Linked DNA regions of Mus musculus: region 2 is linked to region 1. The links are chromatin loops, found by intact Hi-C in ENCODE. Cell type or tissue: heart. All regions are shown on one strand.

Region 1 (8,000 bases):
GGCTGGTGGCCAGAGACTGTCAGGAGGCTCTGGGGTGTCTCCAGGAGAGCTGCCTCAGACAGTGGGGTGTTTATGTTCTCCAGATGCCAACCTTCCTTCCAGGAACTTGGGGTCTTGGAGGGGAGGAGTGAAGATGGGTCTGAGCTCTGGTTTCTGAACTATTCTGTGCCCATGCCAGGGTCCCAGTAGAGGGCGCTGCTCCCTCCTGGGAATGTGAAGCACATGACTGTGTGCCCCACTGGGGACAAAGCCCTCTGCTCCAGGTTGACAGCAGTCTTAGTCCAACACTTGGGTCCTGTAGTCTCAGGCAATATGAGAAGTGAGCAGGAGCTTTAGGTGGCCTCAGAGTCTTGGAGGAGTATAGGTGTAGTCCTTGAAGCAATGGTGACAGGCACTTTGGCTGGTAGAGAGTTGGATGATGCTTTCCCACCAGCTGGATAGGAGGCGGCATGCGGGGGGCCAGGGTGTCCAAGCAAAGAGGAAAGTGGGACTCTCAGTGGGCCGCTGTGGGGTAGACCTCCACAGTGAGGCTCTGAGCATGAGAAGTAGCAGGGCCTTAAGTATGGCTCCCGCAGCCTCTGACCTTCTTCTCTTACCCCTATTTATCCCTGCTGGAGGAGAGAAGCTGAAGCCAGACACCTGGTCCCTCTTGTTCTCTGGGTTTCTACTCTTGTGCCTTTGGGTGCAGCTGGTTAGTGAACAAGTCTGACCTCTTTGGAATTTAGCACAAGTTGTCACTTTCTATCTGGTGTGACCCCAAGCCCCTCTTCCCTCCTGACACCTGCCCACCTGTGAAGCTGACCAGACGCGAAGCTAGAACATCAGTGCCCTTTCCCTCGACGACTGCGCTCACCGCTGTCCTTTCTGTCAGGCATGGATGGCAGCAGCATCCTGGAAATCGTGACGACTGCAGGCTTCGGGGAGCTCAGGAGAGCTGGGCCGTGGACAGAAGCTCTTCCAGGCTTGCCTGCCTGAAATCCAGGTTCTACCACAGTTCCAGTGCCAACAAGCTACCCATGCAGGCCAGGGCAAGTGCATGCATTGTTAAATAGGACTCATGAAAATGCCCTGTGGTTTCCAGGTCTCCAGTGGCCAGCTCGCTCTGTCTGGCCCCATTCCTGGATTCTCAGTGCCCAGCCCATCAGCACAAAGTACCTGGGGAGAATGCAGGCCAGGAAGAAATTGCATCTGCAAGGAAAATATTGTTTTATAGAATTCAGTGGCCCATTCTGTAAACATTGTGGTTCTGCCTCAGGTTTTTTTCCTGCCTGTCTTCAGGGAGCACCTCCAGGGAGCACCTCCAGGGAGCACCAGGGAGCACTGGGCAGCCAGATGCCTGAGCTTAGGAAAATATGTGCTTTGGGTGAGTTGGCTGTTGCACAGGATGGACTTGGGGACTTTACCAGGCATGTGAGAGAATCCAGGAGTGGTGCTGGTTGGAGTTTTCCTCCAGAGGCTTATAGAGAGACAGTGTATGGATACACACGTGGATATGAATGTTTGTCTATGTACATCTGTATTTATGTATGCATGAGGATAATTATACATGTGTATGCATTTATCCGTGTGGTGTTTGTACTACGGTAGCAGCAGGGGTGAAGGGGTGGGAAGGAGTGTTCTCAAGAGCTGGAGTAAAACTGCCTATGAGCCAGGTCAGACATGGGAACACTTACAGGGAGAGTGCAAGGGGCTCACAGGCGCAAGACCAGTGCCTCCTTGGGGCAGACATGGCTTTCTGTTGTTATGGAAGAGAGTAGCTGGAAGCAGGTGGACACTCAACACTGCTGTGACCTTTTCCACTTATTAAGTGGACACAGGTTCTGGGCAGGGTTGCCACTAGGCTATAGATAGAAAAATCCTGGGCTTTCTATCAGATAAACTGGGGCTGTTGACTTTCTTCTCACTTGGGATAAAGGGTTTTAAGCACTGTGAGGTGCGTGTGGTATGCTCCAGAGCCCAGTAACCCTCGCTGCATCACCTATGTATCCTGAGGGAAGGGGGAGACATAGTGTTGCTGTCTTCAGAGGCAGGCAGAGGTGGCTCTCAGGACAGTTGGATGGTGCTACTGCCTGGCTGCCTTTCTTAGATAGGCCAGCAATCATCTGAGAGGGGAAAGACAGGGATGAGGAGGGGAAAGGCAGCCCAGGGTAGGAAGCTGAGACCATCCTTGTGGCAGTGATGAGCAGTGCCAGGTCATCCACCCATATGCTACCAAGTGCCTGGGACAGCCCTGGGACCCCTGGCTACTCCTCATCTTCTTTCTAGCCTCCTGTAAGGTTCTTCAAGGTCAACTCACAGTGCTGGAGGATCACCAGCTATGGGGAAAAAGGGGCGGGGTAACAGATGGGGCAAGAAAAGGGATCAGCACACAGACTACAGCTGGGCACCTGTGCAGAGGCCGGTGTCCCGGGCCGGGTGACTGCTCATCCTTGAAAGGCAGACGTCCTTGGGAGCCATGTTCTGGGAGACCCCTGTTTTCCTGTATGTCCCCTCCATTCCTGACACATTTATAGGACTCCAACCCACTCATAGGTGTTAGGAACATCTTACATAGGGGCAGGAAGAGGGAACAGGGGAAGCTGCTTTGTCCCCTCCACTGCCCCATCCATTTCTATACCTAGGCTCCTAAGAGCAGCTCCTGTTTGTTCCTGGGGTAACCCGGGATCGAACCCTCCCAGTGCGACTTGCCCTCTACAACCTCTGTCTCCTCATCTATACGACTAAGCCTGCAGAGTCTTAGCTGATACCTGTACCTGTCCTGCCCGGCGGGCACCCACCTCCTTGTGGCTAACACCCTCCCCAGGGTGCCGCCAGCTCTGTGGCCACTACGTAGCCACGGCTGCTTTTCTTGCTCAAGAATGACATTACGTTTTTTGGATAGCTGGGTACTTCTGGCCAGAAGTGGGCTAAGCCACAGTGCCACTGCTCTGCCCTGTCCCTCCCTTGAGTATTCACCAGTCTCCTGCCGTCCTGACCAGCCAACGTCAGGGTCAGGTCAAGACCCTGCCTGCTCCTTGTTCAGACTGAGCCCAGTTGGAGCCCCTGGGGCCGCAGGTGGCCTGGCACACTTCCTTTGAGTTATTTTTGGCTGGAGCTGGCCTGTGGACTCCTAGCCAAAAGCAATTAATAAATTTTCATCTTGTTTTGCTGACAGTTTAGATGATGCCCCAAAAAGTTCTGTCGGGAGGCCTGAGGGCACCTCAGGGGAGCAGAGGTGGACACACTACCTCCCCAGGGAGGGAGTGTGTGTGGTTGGAGAGGCAGAGGTGGTCAAGGCTGTCTGTTTATGACTGTGATGTGACCTTTCTGCCCCTATTGTCCTTTGTCCTGTACCAGCAGGGGACATTGCCTCCCACCTACAGCAAAGGACCCTGGGGTGCCCAGGATTTGGCCGCAGTCCTGGAAACTGTTTCGCAAGGGAGGCCAGGGTTTGCTCTGGGAGTGAAGGCTCTGTTTTTTGCCTCTGGGTAGGATTGGCCTTACAGAGGGTGAACCAGGTAGATGCTGGAAAGCTCCAGAACCCAGCTGGGATGGGCTTGAGGCCTTCTTCCTTACCCTGTATCCAGGCAGGATCTGCCCCTGCAGCTGTCCTCTTACCAGCAAACTGAGATGAGAAACAGACTCCAAATGCCCTCACTGCTGGAAGCTGCTGGGGGTGGAGGTGGTGGTTGGAGTGACTCTCGTGGTCTAAGAGCAGCACATCCTAGCCCTAGCCGGCTAGCAGTGGTTACGGTTCATACAGTGCTGAGCCCTTTTGCATTTGGTCTCATGGGTGCACTCCACACTGGCGCCCCTTTCCACCTGATTTCCTCACGTTCTGTCTCCTCTCTCCAGTCATAGACCTCACTGTAAGCAGAATTGAAAGCTGGGGATCCAGCCTCCACAGTGAGACATAGCCTAGCTCTTCATCCACCAGGGCAACAGCCTGCACACACAGCTGACTGGCACTTTCCCTTCAGCCAGTTTCCCAGGGTGCTGTTTGAGTGGTGCCAATTGGACATAGTATCCTAGCATTAAAGATGGGCTGACTACACTAATGCATCATATCATGGGGATTCTCCCATGGAGATGCTGTCTTGGCTATCTGTCTCTGTCTCTCTGTCTCTGTCTCTCTGTCTCTCTCTCTCATTGTTTTTGTTTGTTTGTTTGTTTGGTTGGTTTTTTTTTTGAGTCCCCTTCATCTAGATATAGACTGAAACAAAAATCACAGTCTACTTTGTACTGTCAAGGAAGGACCTTGCCCATTAAGGAGATCCTAGTGTCCAGGGGCTGGTGAATTGTGTGCACGTATACTCAGTACTGGGGCCTGTACTCCTATGACCTGTGCAATGCAGGGCCCTATAGGAGTTGTGGCCAGCAGGGGGCACTTCTGTGCTGGGCCTGGAGCTCTGCTGCTGGCTGATCACAGAGGCTGCTGAGATACTGCTGTTCCCAGACTGAGCAGCACTGAGCATCCAGGCAGGGGCGGCCAGCACTTCTGCTCATCTCTCTTTTTACCCTCTTTTCTCTAGTTAGTAGTATAGGTCCCTCTTTGTGCTGCTCCTCCCAGCTCGACTCTCATCCCTCCTGTTTAAAAGTCTAGACACCATATCTACGTTAACCCCCCCCCCCCAGGCCCTAGGGACCGGGCTGCAGATTGGCTATGTGGAATGGCCGGCAGCTCAGCAGTACTCTGGCTTGAGAATCCATCCTGGTTGCATTTGGATGGTGGGGCTCATGTGAAGGACCCCTCTCTCCCTAGATCTAAGTGTGGCAAGCCTCACACACTTTCCCGGCTAACTAATACTCCAGAACATGCAGGTTCTCAGAGAAAGGCTAGTCCCGATACCAAATGGCCCTTCAGAAGTGCAGAGGGCACTCTCTTGGATACCTAGGGTCCTTAGCCCCAGGATCCAGTGCTCCATCTAATCTGTATGAAGTGCCACGTGCTTCTGTTTGCTCACTGGTGCTCAGGACTGGCATCTGCAAGAGTTCTCCTCCTCCACTTCACCCCCAAAGCTGGCTGGCCTGGTGTAGACTTGACCTGGAACCAGCTCCTGGCCTCTGGGAAGCCCAGCTGTAGCTGCCTTGGCCTTCCCCCCAGCAGGAGCTGAAACCCTTGACTTCTCCAGTCTCTGGCTGGCGAGCAGCAGCCAGGCCTCCGGGAAGGATTCCTGGGGTGCGGTGTTGGTGGCTGGCTGCAGTACAGGGCATGGATCCCTGCAAGGCAGGCTCTCTCCTGGGAACTCTTGTCTGTCTGTCTGTCTGTCTGTCTGTCTGTCTGTCTTGCTCCAGCTGATTGGGTGGTCTGGGAGGGGACAGATGTGAAGCAAGCATGTGTGCAAGCATGTGTAGCTGGTGTCTGGTAGGTACTCATGGGAAACCACACCTCAGGGACACCGTGTGTTTAGGGACCATGCTGGAACAGGACACTGGTGTATCCCTGGAGGGACAAAGGATGTTAGAACCTGCTGTCAAGGCTCTAGTCACTTTTTATTGACCTTGGACACAGCACCCAACTTTCCTGCCCTTTAGAAGCCTCTGCTGTAGAATCGGGTGGCAGCCCAACCCACCAGGAAGGGCCATCTCAGAAGTTAGATGGACTGTTTCCTGCAGTGGATTGGGAACCACAGTGGCCAAAGAGCCAGGCATGAAGCCCAGCAGGGTGCTGCAATGGTCTTTTGTTTATCGGTGTACCTACAGTCCTCTACCACACATGGGTAACTGAGAAAGTTCATGAACTCACCCAGCATCACCACTGACCTCTGTTGCTAGTGAGTTAAAATAGAAATTTAAAGTATTGGTACAGCCTGGATAAGAGGTTGTAAATATGGCTCAGCAGATGCAGGGCTTGCTGCACAAGCTTGACGATCTGGGTTTGGATCCCGCCACCTATGTAAAAGCTGGGTCCAAGAATAACCTCATTTCTGCAGGACAGAGAGAGGCAGAAGCCTGGGGGCTTGCTGGTGAGCCAGACAGCCAAAGCAGCAAGCTCTAGGTCCAGTGAGGAGCCATGTTTAAGAATTAAATAAGGTGGCAAGCCATAAATGAAGATACCCAGGGCCCATCTCTGGCCTCTCCAAGTGTATCTGCACAGACACAAAATAAACAAAGCTGCAAACAGCTAAGACCTGGGTGTTCTTCACACATCATATTCTGAGAACTACTAGATCTGGGCTGAGGACCTGGAGGGGAAACTGAGGCTGTGATACTGAGTCCTGGCTTTTAGGGTTCTGTCAGGCAGGCAGACACCTCCTGAGATGAGTGACTGCAGAGAGAAAGGTGTGTACAAGGCAATCTAGGAGCATGTGACCGGGAAGGAATCAGAGTGTTTGCACACATATATGTGCACACAGAACACACATACACACACAGTTGGGAGTACATGATGCCTGAGTGGGTGTTTGACCTTGACACCTGAATGACAGAGCAGGTAAAGCTGCCTGTCCTGTCCTGTTTAATTTTTGTGAACTTGAAACAAACCTAGACATACCTGAGAAGAAGAAAACTCAACCGAAGAATTTCCTCCATCAGATTGGCCTGTGGGCATGTCCATGGGCCTTTTCTTAATTGTTAGTAGCCAGCTAACATAGGAGGGCCCAGCTGTATGGGCCTGTGGGCCTGGCCAGTATAAAAAAGCTCACTGAGTCACGGGGAACAAGACTATACATAGCACTGTGTGGTCTCTGCTTCAGTTCCTGCCTTGGTTTTCAATGACGTGGGCTGTAACCTGTAAGTCAAGCAAACCCTTTTCTCCCCAGGTTGCTTCTGGTCACAGTGTTTGACACAGCAACAGGAACCAATGAGGATTCTGCCTCTAGAGGTCCTTCAGGCTGGAGGGAGCCAGCAGAGAGCTACAGGGAAGTCTGAGCAGGGATCAGGAGTGGAGAGTGTCCTGGTGGTGTGAGTGGGAGGGCAGCCCTCTCACCCTGGTTCATATGCAGAAGAAAGCTGGCCATTGTAGAGCATAATCAGGATTCAAGGACAGTTTGACCACTTTCTTAAATTCCCACGGTGACATTTCTAGCTACGTCCAAGCCCTTCCCAGCTATCCCCCAGCCCCTTCCCAGCTACCCCCAGCCCCTTTGGGATGATGCCAGCACTCTGACCCTGCTTTACAGTCAGATCTTCACAGTTTGAGAAGACCTCAGAGAAAAGCATGCACGTTCGTCTCTCTGGTTGGGATGAAACTGTCCTCCCACCACAAGCTGGGGGACTGCTTTGTGAAGCTGGGATAGGGCCAGGCAAGCCTGAGGACACGCCGTCCCCTGGCCTGGCTTGCTGGAGTCGGGCCCATGAAGGGAAGGGAATGGAGTCTGACCCTGTGTTCCAGGCAGGGCTGGAGCAGTGTACTTGGATGCAGCTGTGCCCAGCTGTTCCCTAAATGACAGTGGAAACAGTCTGTGTCTTCCTAAGCATCTCTGCTGACTAAGGGGTTCCCCATCATAGGTGCTGGCCCTTCTGGGGGGGGGCTCATGACCCTTGAGTAACAGGAAAGAGGCTAAGACCTTTTGGCTTAGAGTTTAGGGAATGGCACTGGGGAGAGGGGGCTCAGAAGTTGTGTCCACAGCTCTGTTTGATGGCACCCTTCTCTCAGGCTTATTGAAGTCAGTCAAGGGCTCACCCTCTAAGGTTACAGCAGAGAAAAGGCACTGTGACCAGAGAAGGGTCTTCTGGCCAGAGCTTTTTCCAGAGTCTTGCTTGCAGCATCTATCTTCAAAGGCAAGAGAGAAAGTCTACAGATCTCCACCCTGGACCATCCCTGGGTGTTGGGCTTCCATGTGACTGTCTGCTGGGGATCTAGACTCTGAATCTGGGAACTTAGCAGAGGGGACCCACTTGAAGCTCAGGCTGGATAGCCAGTGGGTCCTCATGAACACTGCTATGTGTTCCAGCAGCAGCTTCTTCCCCCAAGGAGCCATCCAGTCAACTCTGGGTCCACTACCAATGGGCACACAAGTACAGAGAGAACTGTTGCTGCCACCCCAGCTGGACCTCCAGGACCTGGAGCAGGGCTGGCT
Region 2 (8,000 bases), 190 kb after region 1:
GTCCCGTGGCATCCCGAGCAGATTTGTGGGAGCTGGGGGCAAGTGTGGGGTATAGAGTCCTTTAGATTTTTGACATAGGCAAGTCTGAGAAACTCCCAGAAGCTCTCTTGCACCTTGGCTCTGAATTCTCAGCCTAAGCCAGTGAGCTCTATCTGCCCTAAACCTCCCCAGAGTCTGGGACTGGGACATCTCTAAAACCCAGAGGCCCAAGACTCTGAGCTGTCTGGCAAGGAGAAGAGCTACCCACCCCCACCCCTAAACCTACAGTCACTGTTAAGAGACCAGACTCAAGTTGTCTCTGCAAGCACACTTCCCCAAAATAGGGCCCCATGGGGGAGTGACAGTTTCCAGGCTAATTAGACAAAGAGAGCCGCTGGGGACATTCATGCCCCCTGGGATTCTTCCTGTTTTTCTCACCATCGGTCCCTCTCTGGCTGAGCAGGGACATGAGTCACAGCCCTCGCCCACATCCCAGATAAGGCGTGCTCTTAGCCTGCTCGTGGAGGCTAGCTACTGATTCCATCTGGTCTCCCTGGGACTGCACCCGGTATTACAGACTGAGCTGGCTGCTCTGTAGTCTCCAAACATGCCTAGACAGTGAGGGCTGGACTCGCCAGAAGGCCACACCACCCTCCATCTAGGACCCTTTGTCTCTCCCGAGGTGGACTGGCCACTTTGCCCCATAAAAGTCCCTTAGCCTCCTGATTCCCCTTTCATCCATAAACCTTTGCTACCAGCTTGGCACGGCCTGTGACTTCTCAGTCCCGTGCTCCCTCTGCTGAGCAGTGTCCTGTCTCTACCTCCCAGGTCACACACTGTGGTGTCCAGGGGTTCCCAGGACTGCTCAGCCTAACCCTTTGGGCTATCCCGCATCTTTCTGAGCTTGGCTTTCAAGTTCTCCCCATTAAAGGGAGGACACACACCACTGAGACTCTTCTGAGGCCACATTTCTACCTGGCCATGTGTAGTTTCCACCTCAAGCCAGCACCGACTGGCGCTGTGATGGCTGATACTGCTTCTCCTCACCTTGGCAGGATCTAGAATTACCCAGGCGGCTAGCCTCTCAACCGAGAGTACTTATCTCCATTAGGTTATCTCCAAGGCATGCCCATGACAGGGTAAACGGGGACAGCCCCATCCCCTGGGCAGGGGTCCTAGACTGAGCTCCATCACCCATCTCTCTGCTTCCTGACTGTGATACAACCTGAAGCTCCGCCTCAAGCTCTCAGTCCAGGGCTTCTCTGCCATGATGGACTGTATCCTTGACCTTAAGTTGCCCTTTTGGGGCATTTTGCCACAGTAATATGTAAAATAACTAAGACAGGTTCCTTCTTCTAGGCATACCTGTGTCTCCCCTGCCAGGCTGGGACCCCTTGCCCAAGAAAAGGATTGACTTTAGCAAGAAAAAGTACACAGGCCCTAGGCGTGTGGAGCTGCTGGGCCGTTGCACCACACTCATCCCAAGGGTGTGTGACTGCCTGAAACTCACACTATATTATCAGGCGCAGGGTCTGATGAACTACTTTCCAGCATTGCCTCCTTTCTAGGATCCTCACTGTGGGATGGAGCCTGGGGTGCCCTGTAAACAGTGGCTACTCTGTAAATAAGCTAAAGAGAAAGGTCTGAGAGCTAAACTCACCTTCTTCTCAGCCTCCTGGAGACCACAGAGGAACCCCCTGGCCAGGTATCTCTCGATGCCCAGCTTACCTCTAACCCTACAGAGTTCTGGCTACCCAAGAGCAGTGGCTGGGGACCCTGGCCAGGGAAATGACAATTGGGGTGGGGGCAGAGTTGGAGCTTTACCAGGTGACCACTTTGCTAGAGACAGAGTCCTTATTCCTGTCTTTATTCTGTCTCACATGGTGACAGGATCCCACATTCCCATTTTACAGACAAAAACCCCATGTTCTGGGGACGAATGGGATCTAGAGTCTCATTGTGGAGGACGGAGTGTGACGGGCTTCATGCCCAGGTTTACATGGCTGCCCTTGCTAGGTTGGGTTTTCTTCTAGAGAGGAAAATTAAGAGCCACCTAGCTAAACCCAGAGAACGTGAGACAGGTCCCTCTCAGGAAGGCGCTGGCATCCAGGCTGGCTAAAGAATGCCTCTGCTCCAGGCTCAGTCTCCCCACTCACCAGGACCACAGACAGTGGACTTGATCCCCGTCTTCTCCAACACAGGGACACGGTTAATGGCGCCTTCAATGTGCTGGGTGAACACATCCCAGTCCAGGTCAAAGAGGCCAAAGGCAAATTTGTCTGACACCTACAAAGGAAGCACAGAGAATCTGTCAATCAGCCAGGAGAAAAGCACTGATCCTTCCAGGCCCACCTATGACACAGCTCCAGCCCCCAGCCAGGGAGGGAAGCAGATCAGATGAGACAGAGTGGGATTTACCTGTGGGCTCACAATCCTTCCTGGGCCCATCCCCCATCTAGTTTTCCTGGACTGTTTCTGTGGTCTCCATCTGGACTCCAGCTTCTTGCCTTTAACACATTCTCTCAAACCATACAGTGCCCACCCTTCCGTAGAGCCTCCAATAGCTCCCAGTTACCTACCACAACTGCTCAAAACCCTCCGTGTGCTTGCCCTCCCAACCACTCCCCTGTGCTCGGTCTTTTGGCAACCCTTCTGATTTTAAGAAAGGCAGGTGGGAGGCACTGGGAGTTTAAGGTCAGCCTGGTCTACATAGTGAGTTCTGAGACAGTTAGAGCTTCATAGAGAGACCCTGCCTAAAGGGGGTGAGGGGATCCTATGTCAGGGGCAAGCTGGAGCTACTCCTAGGCCACTACAACCTTAGCAACTGGCCATCCAGCCCTCCTGTGCCTTCAGCCCGACCTCTTTGACGATCTAGGACCTACTAACTAGACTTGGGGTGCAGTCACCACCCACATTGCGCTACTCAACCCTGTGAACTTTTGTTTGACTCCTTACCTCCAGACAGTTTGGGGCAGGGGCCATTATCTTAGTGTCCCCCACCCTTCCCAGAACTAAAGTGGCATTTGGCCCAGAATCGCCGTCTAGTCAGTCTGTTTGTGGACATCTGGATTGTCCTCCAGTCCTGAGGCCCCACTGTGGCCATGGAGAGGGACAGAGGGGCAGGGGGGGGGCCTCAGAAGGTCCATCATTGCTGCTGGCCAACAAAGGGCTAGGTCATTTCTCAGTTCTTCTAGAGTCCCGGCTTTGTCTCATGCTAAGGTGGGAGACCATCCCACCCTGGCTTCTGGTATAGCTGAGTGCTAGCTCTCAGAAGCACTCAAGTTGGGTGAGGCCAAGGCACCTCTGCCTTTCCACCATGGGACCCTTGAGGGGGGTGTCTTACCTCCTCCCAAAAGATAGGGTTGGCCTCATAGCCACCCACAGACAAGGCATCCCCCTGCAGTCGGAGGTAGACAGAAGCATCGTGATCCCGGACATTGGGCATGTTCTGGAAGGCAAAGCAGAGAGACCACAAGCTTCAAGCAGCCTTTAGGACTGGTCCCTATGCACTGGGGAAGGCCCAGCTCTGGGTGGACTGTGGCACCTTCGCCTACACTGGAGATGAGCAGAAAGAGACAGACAGGAACACGTCGAAGAGGCCCTGCTCACAGTGCCTGAGTTCAGGACTGCTTTCAGAAGCACTGCCATATTTTCGATAACTAAATACTGTTTTAAAATAATAACAGTCAGCCCTTCCAAGACCAGCAGCACTAATACTCCAAAGATAAAGGAATCCCAGAGCAAAATAGCACAGGATTGTGGAGACCCCTGGTGGCCAGGAAGCCCATGCTCCTGTCTCGGCAGGATGTCCCTCCCCCTCAGTACTGCCTCTCCTAGGTTCAGCACACATGTGTCTGCCCAGCAACTCCACTGCTCTCTCCATACAGGAGTCCACCCTACTCGGGTGGACAATATGGCTCCACTCCAATTCTGTCCCCAAATCTTCCCCAGCTGCTTCAAACCCTGCTGACTGCTTCCTCCTGGAAGTCAGCCTGATTGCTGGACATCATCATCGCTACCCCCATGAGCTCCTGCTAGAGGCTAGTATTTGCTCACCACATCACCTTGCTCTGCTTCAGCACAGCCCCATACACAATTACTACCCATGCTGCAGAAAAGGAAGCAGCGCTGAGGCTGTGGCTCCGTTGGTAGACTGCTTGCCAGCACGTTTGAAATCCTCAGCAAGTTCTGTCTCCAGCACTGCATGGACTGGGCGTCGTGGTGCTAGACGATCAGGGATTCCAGGTCATCCTTGACTACAAAATTAGCCCAAGAGTAGCCTGAGCTACATGAGACCCAGACGGTGAGGCTGAGCACAAATAAGAAAAGGAGTGGGAGAGGAAAAGAAAGCTGGCCCAGCGAGATGGCTCACTGGGTAAAGGAGCTTGCCACTGAGACTGATAACCCCATGTCTGATCTCAGGTACCCACATGGTAGAAGGACCAACCTCATAACTTATTCTTTGACCTCCAGAGATGCACACACACACACACACACACACACACACAAATGCATGAATGCTATAAAAATGTTAAAGGAAGAAAAGGGAACCTGGAGGCTTAGAACAATGACTGCACCCTCCTAGGCTAAGTGGGAAGATGTGGACTTCTAATCCACAGCCTGGGCTCGGCCCTGGGCTTGGCATCTGCATGGGGTAACCATCACTCGGCAGAAGCAGATGGGAGGAAGATGAAAATGAAGAAACGGGCAAACCATGTCTTGAATGGGACGGGCCCATGGCCACAAGAAGGTCAGAGCAGAGCTGGCTAGGACCAGAGCAGCTTCTCAAAGCTACCACAGAAGATGGACACCCAAGCCTTGATTGAGCCCTTGTCTGTAGCCAGAGCCTGATATTATGGGAGGACAATATCCTACAGCACATGCAGGGAGCTTCCTCAGCTAACATGGGCAAGAAGACACCTGATACAAAGCCCTCAGCCTTAGGACTCTCCTCAGCACAGAGTGGAACCACAGCAGTGGGCAAGTCTGAGACCTGGCTCTGCCTCCTGCCTAGCCCCAGCACTAGGCAGGGCTAAACTCATAGAGCCTTCTCTATGGAGGGATGGGTCCTGAGAACTCTCTCATTACTCCAGACTGTACCCTGCACAGTCTTAAAACAGCGAAGCCCTATCCATATGCATACCCACAGGCACTCCGGGACCTTGCAGCTTGGCTCTGATTTTGAGATTCATGGGAGGGAGATAAATGAACCTGCAGGCTGTCCTAATGTTTCCCAGGAGGGAGACTTTAGCTAGGAGTGAGGAGTGGTGCCCCTCAGTGGACACCCTGTGGCTACCCTCAACCCAGGACACATCCACTGCCCCCCTCTCCCATTTACACCTTCTCAGGCTTAGGCTGGCGCTCCTGGGGCCCTTTATGGTCAGAGAGTGACCCCTGGTGGCCACCTGAGGAATAAGTTCTCCCCACAGCTCTGACCTTTGGTACAGGGTCAGCATGGTGTCTCTGTGAGTAAGGACATACTGTGTGTTCAGGGGGAGTTACTCTAGGAACAATGACAGGAGCCGACCAGACCCAGGTTTTTGTTGTGCTATCCCCTACATTCACACTGTGAAACGTCCAGACTTCACATCTTGGAGGCGGAAAGGAAGCCAGGTTCATGCAAAGTGGGGGAGGCAGGCCCTAGGAACAAGGCTTCTAGCATGGGCAAGAGGAGGTGTGCAGTTGTCTAAGACTATCATCACTGGGCCCTAAACAAGAGCAATCTGGCTTCTCATGCTATCCCCACCCCACAACCTATGGCTTAGATCTCTGAAATGTCAATCAAAATCAAAACCAAATGCTCTGTGACCTCCTCCATCATCCTCAAATCCCCACTGAGGTGTGGCCTTCTCCTCCTCCAAGGAGCTACCAAAAGATCAACTGGTCCTCCAGTCTTGGCTAGGGATGTTAGGCAGCCCATGCCCAGCCACATTTGATTGGCCTAAGGGAAGTCAGTTGTGTGACTTTGTATGGTCCTTTAGGACAGGCTCTGCCCTACACTGGGCCTCTGAACCCTGGGAGGGTTCCCTTCCAGAACCCTTCGAGGCTCCTTTGGGAGTTGCTCCTTTGCTTATCTGCAGGATCCCCTTTTCTCTTCAAGCAAAAACTGGGGTGGGGGGTCTCTCTCTCCCCACCACCACCCGGAGCAGGGTCTGGAACATGAAGCCCCTCCAGTCAGTACTGGCTGGAGACAGGATTAGATGCCCATTGAAAGAATTAGCAAGTAGGTGAATGATGGTGGAATAGAGGAAGGGAATGGTAAATGGGGAGGAGGGATGGGTCATGGATGGGTGGGTGGATGGAAGGCAATAAAGAAGGGATGGAAAGATGGATGATGAACAAGGGGATGGGGGAGTGGCTGCATAGATGGAAGAAGGCATAGAGGAGGAATGGAAGGTGGGAGGGTGGCAAGAAGGATAGAAGGAAAGAAATGAATGGTGAGAAAAGGATGGGAGGGCAAAAAGAATAAAGGGGGGCTGCAGACGGCTCAGAGTTAAGAGCACTGACTGATTTCCCAGGACCGGGGTTCTAGTCCCAGCACCCACACGGCAGCTCATAAGTGTGTGAGCATCCTCACACAGACAGACATGCATGCAAGCAAAACACCAGTGCACATAAGATAAAGATTTAAAGGATAGAGGGATGGAAAGAGAATGATGGAGGATAAAAGAGAGGGGAAGAAGGTAGGAAGAGGAGAGGAGGGTGGAAGGCGTGATGGGGAAGTAGTGGGTTTGATGGAGGAGGCAAGAGGGAAGAGGAAGATGTGCTCAGATGATTGGTGAGGGGAACGAGGAATCAGTGGTAAGGCACCAGAAAAGTCCCAGCCAACAACATAGGAAAGAAGACCAAGAGAGGGGAGAGCGGGAGGCACACAAGGTCTGGGGCTCCCTCAGCAGAGGCTCTCAGAGGTGCTGTGTGCCAGGAACCAGAGTCATAAGTCAGGACTTAGCACACTTGATTTCTCTGAAACTCAGGCCCAGGACACTGAACAAAGCCAAACTGGATGCCTATGGCCCAGCTTGGTAGCCATGATTACCAGACTAGAGATTCAAAGAGAAGCCAGGCCCTGGTGACCAAAGTAGCCTGCACCATCAAATTCACAGCGTCTGCCACCACCCAGAAGGTCCCCATTGCACCCAGAAGTGGAGTCTAAAGCTGAGGGTTGTGCCATTTGACTGTGTCCAAACTCGGGTTTTAGGGGAAGTCCTGAGTTCGCCAGCGCCATCACTTACCTGGATCCCCTCGATGCGCTCAGTGACGACGTAAGCATGGTGCATGGCCACCAGCGGGACCTTCACTCCAGCCATGCGGCCCACCTTGCTCGCCCACACTCCTGGAGGCAGAATGGAGAACACTCAGCTGCCACCCGAGTGGGCACGGGGCACCTCAGAATTCCTGCCTACCCTGACTTCCCACCCAAGAAAGGCGTCCTTTGTGGGTAGGACCTGAGCTGTGGGAGTCAGGGGAACAGCGTTCCAACCTGCACAGTTGACCACACAGGGTGTCTGGATGGAGCCATGCTCTGTCTCCACAGCTGCCACCCGCCGCACTCCAAAGTCGTCCGTCCGCACACGGATGCCAGTCACCGCACAGTTTTCAATGACCTGAAGTGGGAAAAAACTGCACCTTAACCATGTGGGGCTCTCTGACAGCCTGACCTCCATCTGTGATCCACTGGATGGGACCAGAGGATACTGCTTCTGTGAGGAACTCTTCCTGATTCATTTGGCCAGAGAAATGGAAGCCACATCACAAGACAGCAGAGCCCACTCCCTTCCTTAGTTGGAAAACTTACGCAGATGTGGCAGGGGTGGGGATACTCATTCAAAACAGCAAGGGATCGCTGGCTTTCTAGTAGGTAAGATTCATTTGAAAAATAGAAAATACTTGTACATCACTTTGGTTTTTAAAAAGATGTGTGTCTGTTTATTCCTTCATGAAAACAGAAACATGCTAAAATGCCCAGTCTTGCTGGGCTCTTTTTTTACTTCCTTTGTCTTTTTGTGTGTGCATGTTTGTGG

Evidence for each region. Peaks named below come from ENCODE experiments on the same cell type or tissue, not always from the same donor. Only the 100,000 strongest peaks of a DNase experiment are listed, where the experiment ranks them.
Region 2: it touches region 1 in a loop (7-fold over the local background); 40 of 42 quality-filtered maps call a loop at or near these places.

Annotation. Positions count from the first base shown.
Region 1 is chr2:27,039,298-27,047,297 of GRCm38, forward strand. Gm13398 (a long non-coding RNA gene) reads left to right here. Exons shown (of 3, transcript XR_374184.2): 3 at 1-1,561. Among named protein-coding and RNA genes, the nearest start is that of Gm13398, 6.6 kb to the left of the region's middle. In heart, CTCF peaks have their summits at 191 (motif pointing right) and 4,355 (motif pointing right); DNase peaks (open chromatin) are centred at 4,394, 5,124, 5,504, 7,274 and 1 weaker place; H3K27ac peaks cover 910 bases; H3K27me3 peaks cover 2,013 bases.
Region 2 is chr2:27,232,156-27,240,155 of GRCm38, forward strand. Sardh (sarcosine dehydrogenase) reads right to left here. Exons shown (of 21, transcript NM_138665.2): 5 at 7,460-7,583; 6 at 7,212-7,312; 7 at 3,323-3,427; 8 at 2,136-2,265. Among named protein-coding and RNA genes, the nearest start is that of Sardh, 11 kb to the right of the region's middle. In heart, CTCF peaks have their summits at 3,760 (motif pointing left) and 5,378 (motif pointing left); DNase peaks (open chromatin) are centred at 466, 3,786 and 5,380; H3K27ac peaks cover 3,139 bases; H3K27me3 peaks cover 1,088 bases.